2 separate regions of the Homo sapiens genome follow, and region 1 is linked to region 2. Evidence: chromatin contacts called from ENCODE Hi-C or POLR2A ChIA-PET data. All regions are on one chromosome and are shown on one strand. Each heading gives the region's core, a stretch centred on a gene start or an enhancer-like site at or near the end of the contact. The rest is flanking DNA. Distances are from core to core; before and after follow the strand shown.

Evidence for each region. Hi-C counts contacts between places; a loop is a spot of excess contacts on that map. ChIA-PET counts read pairs that join two places held with the same protein, here RNA polymerase II (POLR2A). Pooled maps may share reads with other maps.
Region 1: a loop to region 2 is called in a map of natural killer cell, with 6 times the contacts of the local background. The contact joins the promoter of AS-PTPRE here to the enhancer-like site in region 2. A Hi-C loop is called at or near these places in 1 of 168 maps with a recorded cell type or tissue (natural killer cell), 3 of 37 single-sample maps with no recorded cell type and 13 of 50 pooled maps. POLR2A ChIA-PET finds 5 or more read pairs at or near these places in 4 of 52 experiments (activated CD4-positive, alpha-beta T cell, activated CD4-positive, alpha-beta memory T cell, activated T-cell and 1 more).

Annotation. Positions count from the first base shown.
Region 1 is chr10:128,058,693-128,064,906 of GRCh38, forward strand. It overlaps AS-PTPRE (lncRNA antisense to PTPRE protein-coding gene), which reads right to left and starts at 3,733. Exons shown (of 3, transcript NR_136150.1): 1 at 3,435-3,733; 2 at 1,995-2,152. PTPRE (protein tyrosine phosphatase receptor type E) reads left to right here. Exons shown (of 21, transcript NM_006504.6): 8 at 2,247-2,323; 9 at 2,987-3,023; 10 at 4,391-4,488. RefSeq lists enhancers at 3,276-4,475, 3,807-3,856, 4,267-4,476, 4,816-5,414.
Region 2 is chr10:127,988,660-127,995,464 of GRCh38, forward strand. All of the region lies in intron 2 of PTPRE (protein tyrosine phosphatase receptor type E), which reads left to right. Among named protein-coding and RNA genes, the nearest start is that of PTPRE-AS1, 58 kb to the left of the region's middle. Within about 2 kb of position 2,637, at least 13 of the 41 ENCODE cell types and tissues checked have a DNase peak (open chromatin) inside an H3K27ac peak, as active enhancers do.

The DNA.
Region 1 (6,214 bases), core at 2,483-4,982, 71 kb after region 2:
TAGGGTGGGACTGAGAGTCACCTGGGGGAGAGGAGAGAAGGGGCCCAACTTCCCCAGCCCCTAGTATCACTTAGGGTGGGACTGAGAGTCACCTGGGGGAGAGGAGAGAAGGGACCCAACTTCCCCAGCCCCTGGCACCTTCCCTGCCTTTCCCAGTCTTTTACCAGAGTCATAAGATGGTCCTTGGCTCTGGGCAGGCATGTGGCCCTGGGGAGCTCTGGGGTCAGAGGTCAAGGTGCTTTGCATGTCAGGCAGGCTTGACTTTTGCCTGTAGAAAGACTATAGAAAGATGGCAAGCTAGGCCTCTTTTCTGGAAAAGTGCCAACAGCTGATAATTTTAGGAAATAATGTTTTGAATGTGAAGTGTGACTTTTTAGAATAAAAAGACAGGAAGCTCTTAGAAACTGCAAGATTCTAAATCTAAGCAGAAGGCTATATTTTACCCTGTGCTTTTCTATAGCTGTCCTCAAAGCGTAAACCATTCCAAATTATTTTCAACTAGTGTTATATGTGTTCAGCAGAGCTATTTCTGCCTGGGCATTGCCAGTCCCTGAGCAGGAGGGTCTCACAGTGAGGTCTGCAGGACTGTAAGTTTGGGGTCTGACTCCCTGGCCACCCTGTGTGGGCTGTGACTGTCTCTCAGAGCTATACCCGCCCTTTCTCTGCTGGCAGCCCGACAGAGCTGGCTCAACCATCGGAGGTCGCAGGCCACCAGCCCGTGGCCCACCTGGCAGCCTTCCAGGTGAAGGTGAGACAAACAAGGCATGACCTGGGGGCTGCCCGGCTCCCCATCACAAACGCCACAAACACCACAAACACAACCCACCCTGATCAGAGACTAAGCAGAGAAAGCAGGGAGAGGACCTAGAGTTACTCAGTAATGACTCAGGAAGGAGACCCTAAGCTTCTACCACATGCCAGACTCTGTGCCCAGTGCAGCATAAACGTCCTCAGAACCAGCCTGGTCCCAGCCTGGCCGAGCCGGACGTTCCTGGGAAAGGTTACAGGAGGAGCAGGGCCAGGCCCACAGCACTTTTAGAAGCCCATGAAAATGTCTTCATTTCTCTTCAAATCACAAACAAAACGTGCAAAACCCATTCTGGAGTGCATCTTTTCACTGGCGACCAACCCAGTCCTAAGATAACCTTCTTAATAGTTCTATGGAGGAAGCTGCAAAGGCAGAAGTGACTACAACCCACAAAAGTCATGATGGAGCCCTGACGTGTGTGTACACACACACTACATGCACACACACACACACAACACACACACTACACACCCACCGCACATAACGCACACACATACACACTCCACACACACACCACACACTCCACACAAACATATCACACACATACCACACACATACACACCACACACATACCACACACTACACACACACACACACACACACTACACATACACACCAAACCCACATGCACACATTCACACAGCATACACACTACACACATGCACACCACACATACACCACACACACTACACACATGCACCATACACACCACACACACACCACACATTACACACATACACAACCACACACACCACACACACAATACACACACACCACACTCACTACACACACACCCCACACACAGAGCACTCCACGGTCAGCCTTCTACCCCGGAAAACTGCTTGTGCAACAGGCTGGATCTACCAGACGCTCCTCACTGTGCTCGCCTTCCAGCTCTGGGGCAGACTCCGGTGGTGGGACTGAGGGTCAGAGTCCCCAATCCTAGACCCCCACATCCACTTGTCCTCATGGGGCTGGTGCTCATTTCCCTGGGAAGCCTGGGAGAGTGGACCCAGTTCTCCTGTCCTGGGGCTCTTTTAAGTGCACCCACACTTGGCAACACTGGGGCTGGGCCCAGTGCAGGGTTCATAAAATACAGCCCTTGCACTGCCAGGGGCCTGGCACATTCTGCTATTCTTGCTATGTAATGACCCAGCAGCCCCCATCCTGGATGCTGAAATCCTACCCTTGTCGTCATGCCACAGCTGAGACAGTCAGTGTTCACCAAAGCAGGTGCATTCTCTCTCAGGACACTAGTGTTCTCCATGGGAACGCTGAGGAAGAACATCTCTGCCATCCCTGGTGTCGCTGTGAAGCTGCTTTTGCCCTTCCCAGGAGCTGACACTGCAGATGAAGAGACAGCACTGTGATTTCTGGAAGAGACAGCACTGTGATTCCTGGTCCTAATATCTTGGCTTTGTTTGGGTTTTTTTTCCAGATGACCATTCTAGGGTGATTCTGAGCCAACTGGATGGAATTCCCTGTTCAGACTACATCAATGCTTCCTACATAGATGTAAGTGGGCAGAGGTTTCTTGTTCCCCTGGCCCAGCTGGGGCATGAGCAGTAAGCACTTTCTTGTCTGGTGCCCGGAGTGTAAATTGTCACAACCTTTCTGGGCAGTTTGGCCACAAGCACAAAGGGTACGGAACTGCCCGTGCTTTACACACTGGCATCAGCATCTGGGAATTTGAATTCAAGAGACAGAGATGATCACAGAGGATGTTCACTACAGCATTATGTATATTCCTGACCAAATAGAACAGGGAGCATGGGTAGTTAAACAGATTGTGGTAAAACCATGTGCAGTGGACTATTAGAACTTGATTTGTATTAATCTTTAAAAGATCATTTAATATCAATTATAAAATTCCCATTAAAAATACAACATAAAATAAATTGTACATGTTCACCCAATTAGAGGACAGAAATGTCTGCATGTCTGCTTGTGGGTGAGTCTGGGAAAGGTTTGGCAGAAAAACAGACTAGAGAGGGGACGTATGAAGTAGGATTTGTTATTTCTGGAATTGCTGGTGAGTTTTCTTTCCTTCTTAACCTTTTCCTGTGTTTTGCAAATTTTCCATGGTGAATATGTACTGCTTTCCTAACAGCAACACCAACAAATCCTTTCAGCAAAGATAATTCTGAAAAAATATAAATCTGATGTTATTTTTTCTAGGGTTACAAAGAGAAGAATAAATTCATAGCAGCTCAAGGTAAGCTTTTTATTAATTTCTCAACGTATTTTTGGTAACGTGAATAGCTCTTATTTCCTTCTCTGTATGCCAACAAGACCAAGGACTTATACTGGATTTGTGTGTGTGTGTTTACACCTAACAGACACGTTAGATATCCATTCACACAACGGATATGTGTAGTCAGAGAAACACACACTTATTCCCACACCTATATGGTGTGAACACAGGGCACGCAATGGCCCCGGCTGCCATTCCAGCTTGTTAATACTTGCGTCAGATAACCTTGAATTTCTCTCAGCTGGCTGAGCCCTACATGGCTCCCCAAGTTTGGGCGAGGGGTTAGTGGGGTGAATAGCTTTTCAGATCAAGGCCATAACTAAGAATATACTTCAGCTGTGAAAACGTGCCCTTCACCTTGCACAGGGCTACCTTGTGTGTTGAGTACTGAATCCAGCATCACTCCGTTCCACCAGAGGTTGTCATCTGCAGGACCTGGTGTACGTGCGGTTAGATATCAGTGGAGCTGAAACCAGATTCCTCAGACTTCCTCACTCTTAGGCCAGGAGTCTTTAGGGCAATGAGCTCTGAAAGTCAGCGTCCATCAAAATCACCTGGGAAGTTGTTACAAATGCAGAATCTCTAAGAAAAAAGGACACACATGTGCACACGCAGAGGCCATCAGGAATGTGCCCAGCTGGAAACCTCAGGAAACCTGACGATCCTGGCTGAAGCAGATGAAAGCATGTGTTTCTCTCTTGCCAGCAGACACCCACAGGGAGCTAGCCCACGGCAGGACAGCAGCAGGGCCAGGGGCTTCCTTATCTCCCCGCCCATCCCCCTCAGCACGTAGCACTTAGCTCGGGACTGCAAAATAGCCGCAGCTCAGACAGGAAGTGGATAGGGGCAGAGGACTTTCTCCTAGTGACACTTTGTCTGTTGTTCACATCCCCCTCCCGAGGGACTTTAGCTCATATCGTATTGGACAGCACCATGCTGAGAGTAAGATTTTGACAAAGAGGAGGGGATTGGGAATGCAGGGTGAGGCTGGCCAGTCTCTGCCTCTCGCAAGGCTTTCACCAGCTCTCCCACACTTGGCTGTAGACCCAGCCCTCATCTGAACCCTGCTTCTTACCTGTGAACGTCATAACTCAACCTGGGCCCAATTATCTTGCCCACTGAGGAGTTCCTAGCTGGAGTGGGTGAGTGGCAGGACAGGCAGCCCCTACCGGTTCCGGAACGCTTCAGGGCATGACGTGTGTGTCCCCAACAAGCCTGAGAAGGGAGTGAACAGCTGTCCAGGGGCCAACGGCCAGGGTGCCGGGGCTGGGACCCCAAAGGGACTTCCCTTCATGCCTTTTGACTTCGAAATTGTCCTCTACACACAGGTCCCAAACAGGAAACGGTTAACGACTTCTGGAGAATGGTCTGGGAGCAAAAGTCTGCGACCATCGTCATGTTAACAAACTTGAAAGAAAGGAAAGAGGTGAGTTCCAGGCATCTGGCCCCGGTATCACTTCCTTTCAGCTGCTGCTGCCGGGCTGGGGATGTTCTTACCACTTCCTTTTCCTACTTCCCTCCCTTCCTCCCACTATCACTGCAGAAAAAAACCCAAACACATGCAGTGGCTTACAGCATTTTCTTCACGAAACAAATCCCCTGTGTCCCCAGCATCTCACTGTTATCTAATCTGTGATAACACAATGACACAAGAGTTTCCTTTTTTTCCCAAGTAAGAGTGGCCCCCGGCTGGCCCCATGGCTCTGCCTGCCTGATGAGAGACATGAATCTTAGAGTTTTAGGATGTTGAGCGTGTCATGCGGCAGAGCTCAGGCTAGAAATGAACATGATTTCGCGCTTATTATCCAGACTAGAGAAATGCTTTTGGAAAACGTTGGTATATTGAAGAAATGTTGATTTGTCATCCGAATATATTTAATTAGCTGTTTCTAATTCAAAAAAGGATGCATGTACGTTATAAGAATTTGAATCATTGACAAAGAAGAAAAGTTGAACTGATTCGTTTCCTAATGTAACAAGTACTCATTAGCATCTGCTGTGCTGGGCCAGCTCTGTCCCAGGTGCAAGGAGTAGGGGCTCAAATTCAGGGCTGAGAAGTGGTGGCTGTGGGGAGCCTGGGTGCGGGGGTGGGGTTGAGTGACAGGCAGGGAGCCATGCCATAGGCAGTGAGCTCACTCTCCAGAATGAAAGAAGAACTGGGAGCCTGAGGGACACTTACCACAGGTGGGGCGAAGTTAGGAGGCTGTGCTTCTGGCGTGTTCTGGCATGAAGGCCCGGTTCAGTGGGAGCCGTGTGTCCTGCCCGGCCCTGCTCAGGGCCTGCTGTGTCCTGAGCTCCTCAGTCATCTGCTGGCCTGGCCCCAGCAGTTCCCAGGCATTGTAGCGAGGACTGTGGGGAAGGGCTGCCATTTTTAGATGGGAGTACCAGGCCTTGGGGAGCTCAGCTGGGGCAGAAGATGGGTGGCAGGAGCCCACAGGAAGGGCAGGCTGGGAGGTGCTCTGGTCCCCGCAGTGCCAGCTTACTAATTGCCACCCAAAACACAGGAAGCAGCCTCCAGCCACCGTTTCTGGTCAGGAATAGGATGGAGGCTTTCATTCTGCTCTGGGGGGAGCTGAAACAGGACTGTGGAGGGCCACCCCTTTGCCCTTGCAAATCTTGCCCTTGTCATGCTTTGTCATGGGGAAGAGGGAAGAGTGACAGAGGGAAGTAGGGGATTCCCAGCCCAGGACTCTTCACTCTGCCTGCGCTGTAGCGGCCATGGAGGAGGACACCCACGCGAGGGAAAAGGAGGCTGACCCTTCATCAGGAGCCTCAGGGTCCCCCGTGACCCATGGCCCATAGGGACCAGTCTTCCTGGGGTTGGTGCTCCAAGCATGAGACCAGCACAGAAGCAGTGGGGCTCAAGGACGCCCTCACTTCCCTCTTTCAGTCATTCTGCTGAAAGTGTCACTGGCATTTTCTCTCCATCTTCCCCCACAACCTCCTACTGGATTTTTCCACTCCTGTGACTCAGTGCTGGGCTGCTGCCGCGTCCTCATTCTCACCAATTCAGATGAAATCATTTCTCAATAGAGTTCCCTTTTTCTTAATTGCTCACACTTCTGTTGTGGTTTCCTTGGCTTCCACATCCTGGGCTCTGCATTGCAAAACACAGCTGCCCTGGCATCTCATGATCGGGTGGGAGGGAGGCA
Region 2 (6,805 bases), core at 1,387-3,886:
ATGCGGGGAACTCCAAAAGGGAAGAGGGAGGGAGGAGAGCAAGGGTTGAAAGACTCTCTATTGGGTACTATGTTCACTATTGGGGTGATAGGTTCAATAGAAGCTCAAAGCCCAGCATTGTGCAATGTACCCATGTAAGAAACCTGCACACATACTCTCGAATCTACAATAACATTTTTTAAAACTGCTTATTATGTTGCAGAGTTTGGTAAAAATTATTTAAAATGGTAAGAAAGGAAGGATCTCTGTGGAACTACTGAACAAAAACATGTCATGTAATAGATTTTCTGGGTAGCTTTTCTCCTTGTTTTGAATAGAAATGAGCATAAGCAAAAAAACGAAAACTGGATTTGTGTTTATTTTATGATGAGGGCTGTTTCAGTTCTAACAACTTTTAAAAAATATGTTGATAGTATTTAACTGATTTCAAACAACTCTACCAAGATTCATCTGCTATCAGAAATGGTGCAGATTTCATGTTCAAGTGCTATAACATATACATATAGATAGCTTCTTAAAGCTATATATATTATATTTTACATATACATATTATATATTTAAAGCTATCATGTTAGCATGTTGCTGCTGAGAAATGAATTTTTTTAAATCTCATGTTTGTGAAATTATTATTTAGAAAAACAGGATTTGCTCTATTTCCTGTTTTTCCAGATAACTTACATGCCTTATGCTTAAACAAAAATTGCATTTCTGATAAGACACATACATATGGAGCACTTATTTACAAAGCATGCTCAAATTCATGATCTCAAGTGGGCCCCCTAAACATGCAGAGGCAGCAGTCCAGGCATGCCTTGTCACCTCTCCCTTAAAGAGGGGAAAACAGAGACCCAGGCAGGCTGGATAAGTGAGTTGTAGGACAGTGGAAAGGAAGTGCCAGTCCCCAGCGGTGCTCTCTCGGACTGAAACGCTGCTCCTCTCCAACTGAAAAAACAGTCGGCTCTCATTACCACCACCAAAGGTGAAGTTCAGACCTGCCAAAAGAAAAACTTTTCCGTTATGAAAAATATTATTTGACAGTTATGCAAGTGACAGAGAACATTAACAAATAAGAACATATCCTGTGGATTCTGCAAACGGTTTGCTGGTTGATAATTATATTTTGGAACAGTTTTATGATCACTTGAGTTGATCTTGGCCAGAGTTCCCAATTATTTCTGCATGTTATCTGCTGACCAAATCCAGCTTTCTAATCTCTTTTCACACACTTGGCATGTTTCCTTCCAGCACAGCCAGTAATTTGTTCATTCGCTCACTGAGGGTTTATCGGGTTTATCAGGTATCTCTTGCAAGCTTATAATTGTGCAAGATATTGAAAAATGAAGTGGTTGATTCTAGTTCTAATTTCAGGAAATATTGCTTAGAGAGCCAATGTTTGAGTCCTTTCTCTACTAAGTATAAATGTGTGTTTTGCCCAGGAGCCTAGAAAAATGATTGATTAGAAAGATTTTAGTTCTGGAAAGTTGAATGGCCTCTGTAATCCCAGCACTTTAGGAGGCTGAGGTGGTTGGATCACTTGAGGTCAGGAGTTTGAGAGCAGCCTGGCCAGTATGGTAAAACCTCATCTCCACTAAAAATACAAAAATTAGCCAGGCATGGTGGCACGTGCCTGTAATCTCAGCTACTCAGGAGGCAGAGGCAGGAGAATCACTTGAACCCAGGAGGCGGAGGTTGCAGTGAGCCGAGACTGCACCGTTGCACTCCAGCCTGGGTGACAGAGCATGACTCCACCTCAAAAAAAAAAAAAAAAAAAAAAGAAAGAAAAGAAAAGAAAGCGGAGTGACTTAGACTTGTCACTTCATCACTCTGAGTCACACCTTCTTGGTCTAAAACATAAAGGGCTGGGTGAGAATTGTTTAAAGACATCTTCAAGACCTAGAGTTCTATGCTCTAGGGTGGTGCTGGTCTGGATTTGGAGTTAGCAACAGAAATCCCCAGAAAGTAACTACTGCATGTGTCGGCCATGACGGGGACCAGCCGCACTCATCCCCTTGTCTTGCAGGATGTGTCTGCATGTTTTGGGGTGAATGTTTTGTCATCTTCCTATGAGAAAGCAGCACTGGCCTAGGGGCTTCCTCCTCCTGCCTCGCTCATTTGTTTTTGCTCTCTCACTGCTCTCCAAAAGAAGCAAGAACATTTTTTTAAAAAGCATTTTATTAATGGAAAATTTTTATTTGAAATATGGTCATTTCCTTTTTATAATGTTGCTTCTATTCAGGAAGGAAAAGCTGAGAATCCGTGGGCTTTGATTTTAAAACTCAAACAGAAATGTTAGTTAATAAAACAAAGGTATTTTTCCCACTGTTCTGAGGGCCATTCTGGCAAATGGTTCCGGGGGCCGCGTGATGGTTTATGTTGCTAGAAGAAGTGATTCACTGGGAAGGTGAACCACTTCATCTCGTCAGAAACCATGGAAACCCTCGATATCACTCTGTTCCCCTCTTAGGGGAGTTCTCAACAGAAGACACACTGGAAAGTGGATGTCACCGGGATGAAGTTAGAAATCCCAAAAGTAGACTATTTGAGCAAGATCGAATTCAAAGGCATCACTATTTTCAAAACCTGTTTTTGGCTTCCTTCCAATCTGAAGCCAACACCGACATTCTGTTATGCTGTTTCCCGTTGTGGGCGGACTGACTTAATTTTTAATGAGTGATTCACTACCCACGGCTGTATATTTTCCGCCTGCTGAGCTGAGAATTAAGTCATTTTCCTTTAAAAAATTCTTTCTGATACCAGCTGAGTAATGTGGTTCTCAGTGTTTGAGACAAGGAGGCATGTTAATATCACTTAAGAGAGGGTGTTTAACCTGACCTAGGCTCTTAAGACACGGCAAGCATGACGCCATCATGAATGGAATGCTCTCTAGAAAAGGAGCCTGTCTCATTCAGCTTTCAAAAACATTTCTTTCTATAAAAATATTTTCCAAAGTTGTGCAATTTTTTGAAACATTTTCTGGGGGTAATACAAATCCAATCCATTTGGGAAGTCGCGTGGGAGGTTTCCTAATGGGAAGCCTGGTAATATCAGGTGTTTCCCTACAGTGTTCGCAGGGTCTCACCCCTGTCCACTCTGATGACTCTGACTGGCCTCTGTCCGTCCAGCAGGGATCTGGCAATCCTTTCTGATCCATAATCTTTATTAGAATAGCACCGGAGGTACTTGTGGCCACCAGAGCTATGTAGCTCCTGTCTTGGGCCCCACCCCTTACCAAACTGTTCCCTCTCCTGGGCCCCTCAACACCACTCCTTCAGGATGACTCTGAAGCACAGGCCGCCCTATCTTTACAGTGAGTCCCTCCTGCCTGTCCTGAGCACTGACCAGTGAGCCCACCGGGTGAGCAGCTGAAGCTCCTCCCTGTGCCCAGCACCTCGGGGCCCCCAGGATCAGATTTTACCCAGTAGAACCCAAGAACCTAGAGGATGGGAAACACAGCTAGCAAGGAGGTGGCAGGAGGGGTGCAGATCAGAGGGGTGAGAAAGGGAGGCTGGAGGGGCAGGTGGAGCACTCAGGAGTTAGTCATGGGGAAAACAACATGACCAGAAAAGGAGCAGAGGTGGGGCCTGTGAGGCTCAGGTACCGAATGTCTGTGCTAAGCAACCACGTGGGGGTCAGCAGGTCACCCCTCTTCTAAGGACATCCGTCTCCCTAGCTGCTCAGTGGAGTCACCTCTGCAAGGCTCTAGGGTTCTCGCCATCCAGGTTGGGCCCTCAGAAGAAACTGAAAAGTTCTCGCACGAAATTCATAGCACACTGAAAATACAAAGGGTGGCAGCTGGGGGTCTCTTTCTTTGGGAATGATTTGCTCTTAGCCCAGCATCTTGGGCCTCAGCTCGGGGCTTCCTGAAGCCGAGCTTCCCTGGTGAAGAGGCCCCCTATTCAGGGCAGCTGCTCACCAACGCTCCTGGGCCTCGGGGCACTCAGGAAACACCCGAGTTACCCTCAGGGCCAGACCGCAGGCCTGGAGCCTCTCCTTTTGCTGATGCACCTGCATCAGAAAGCCAGACACCTGCTCTAGAAACCTAGGTACCAGGTCTAAAATCCAAATACAGCATCAGGAGCCCAAATACCTGGTTAGAATCCAAGTCCCCATTCAGAAAACTAAGTATCATGCAACAAATCCAAATACCTCTTCAGAAACTCAAATATGTGGTCAGAAAGCCAGGTGCGTGCCCAGGCATTTGTAATAACCGCGTAAGTGGGAGTCTTCATTTTTCTCCAGAACAAGTAGCCCCTTTCTGAAATTCATCATAAAGCTAAAAAATAAATAAGAATTGTTTTATTTCAGTGAGGCTGTAGTGCATTTTTTTAATGTGTCTGCTGTGTATATCACAGTGTGCCTGGGATATCTGAAAAAGTTTGAAGTTGCCCCGGTCACAGAATCTAGGGTCCTGATTGAAAATGAGCAGAGGGTTGAGGAAATAGACTCACTGAAATTGCGTATTCAGGTCTATGAAAGACAGAGAACTACATCAGGGGTGTCACAGCAACCCAGGGGCTCCTCTTCTAAGTTTCTTAAATCCCCAGGAAAGGGTTTTCTTCTAAGACGTGGTTAGAAGGAAATGAACTACTAATCTTGAGAAATGAAAAGTCAAGTTCGGAGAATGGCCTGACAATTCGCGCTATCAGAGAGTGCATGTTTTCTCTAACTCCCATTTTCTACTTTATCCATAATTTATATGATGTGTGACACATAACTTGAAGCTAATGCGTGGTGGGGCCACCGCAGAGGGACAGAAAACAGTTGATGTGGAAGCCATGCCTGACTGTCACAGACGGGGATGGGGGGCCAGGGTCTCAGCTCCTGGAGGGGGCGAGGGAGCCCATTGTCCTGGGATCCCCAGGGTTCACCCAGCATGCATCGGGTCTCAGGAACCTGCGTTGCTGATGGATATGTGAATGAGGGGATGAACAGGCGTGGAAGAAGGGGGAGTAGGGAGAAGACAGTTGTATCTTTGCATTCTTCACAGAGCCTGGGGCAGCACTTAGCACAAACAGGGCTGGCTACTTAAAACCCGGGGTCACTCGTTCAAAAGGCAGGAAAAAAAGCTTTTTCCTTTCTTCGTGTTCTCTCTCTGGATCTTTCATAGTGGTGTGTGTGTGTGTGTGTGCGTGTGTGTGTGTGACCTTCTATTTAATGTCACATTCCCCCAGGCACTAGGATACTCTCACTGCCTTCAACTGGGCAGGTAGAAGGCATCCATCCAGCCCCCATCCTCCCTGTTGAGGAGTTGGGGGAGTCTCAGTTGCTGGTCGGGGCAGGAAGTGGACAGTCAAGAACCCAGCGGGATGGAGCAGAAGGTGGGCCAGGTGTGAGTTGAGGGGTCATACCCCGGCACATGTCCCATTGCCCCACCAGAGTTCCCTCACAAAACACAAGTTCAGAGATAAAATTCTTATGACATATGAAGGTAGCAGTTACAGAGCATTAAACCCCAAGCATGAGGGGCTCTCTTCTGAGTGAGGGCCTGAGCACTGCTCTGCTCTCGTGTTCCCGAAGCCCACCCTGAGTACGAGAAGTGAGGGTCAGAGCCCTGCAGGGTCCTGCCCATGGTGACTGGCGAAGGACTTTCTTTTCCGGGGGAGCACAGCCAGAGCTCTCTTCTCTGATTCCATCATTAGTTTCTGGAAAGGCCTTCCCTGCCCACTCTATCTGATGTTACCTATCCAACTTCCAGCCCCAAGTTACTTTCTGTACCCCCGTTTTACTTTATATTGTCATTAAAGCACTTACCAGTATTTGGAACTGTGGTATTTACCCATTTTCTCACCCGCAAGAACGCAGGCCCCATAGGATAGGGATCCCATCCCTCTGTCCCCTTGCACAAGTGCTGGCATGAGAGAGGCACCCAGTGAATTTTAGGTGCATGAATGAATAGTCTTTACGTGACTTTGTATCCTTTTAGGAGCAAGCTGGATATAAATAAATACATGAAGTCAACTAACACCTCCAAGTGGCTCAGTCAATTTTCAGTGATTTTTCTCTGTCCAACACCAGACTGGCTTCAGTGATTTCTTTCACTGATGTGGCCACATTTGTTTTGTTTTATTTTGTGGCCATGCAGCCCGATGTCGCAGGGGCTGTTGGTCCTCCTGACTCCCTGCTGGAACGTAAGGGAGAGCCTCATTCCAGGTCTGCACTGGCCCCAAACTGGGCCAAGACTGCACATTTCAGTTCACTTTGGGTTTCTGATAGCAGTTCTCTCCCCAGCCCCCATCCCTAGGATTCCTAAGAGCTAAGGGATGTACCCACCAATCCAAGCCACCTACTAGCATTGAACTTCTGTGTCTTGAAAAGGGATTTTGTTTTGAACCAGTCACTGGGAGATGCGTTCTAAGGTGAGGGCTTCCGGGTCAATAAACCTGTAGGTGTCGCCCACCAAAAAAAGTAAATCTGACCTCAGCCCAGTCCCATGGTGGTGCCTATTCCATCAGGGCAGAGAGTCAGCAGCTGGCAAGAGAGGCTCAACCCCCACCACTCCTGAGAGCCAGGAGGCCCTGGCATTCAAACTCAGGCTTCACAGATCCACACATCTTTGTTCTCAGAGAGGAGAACCCAAAGTGTGTCTCCCAGTGAGTTCTGAGGATGAGGGAATTATGAAAGGCACCGTGTCCACTTGTGAGATAAACCGACCCACCTGGTTCCTCATAGTGGGAGGTGGCTCAAGTGTCAAGTGGCCCATGCTACCTGGTCTTCTTGGTTTTCTTCCATCCGCGTCCCTGGAGATGGTTATGTGCTTTGCTTCTTACTAAATGTATCCAGAAGCCAAGGCAAGCTAGGAGGAGGA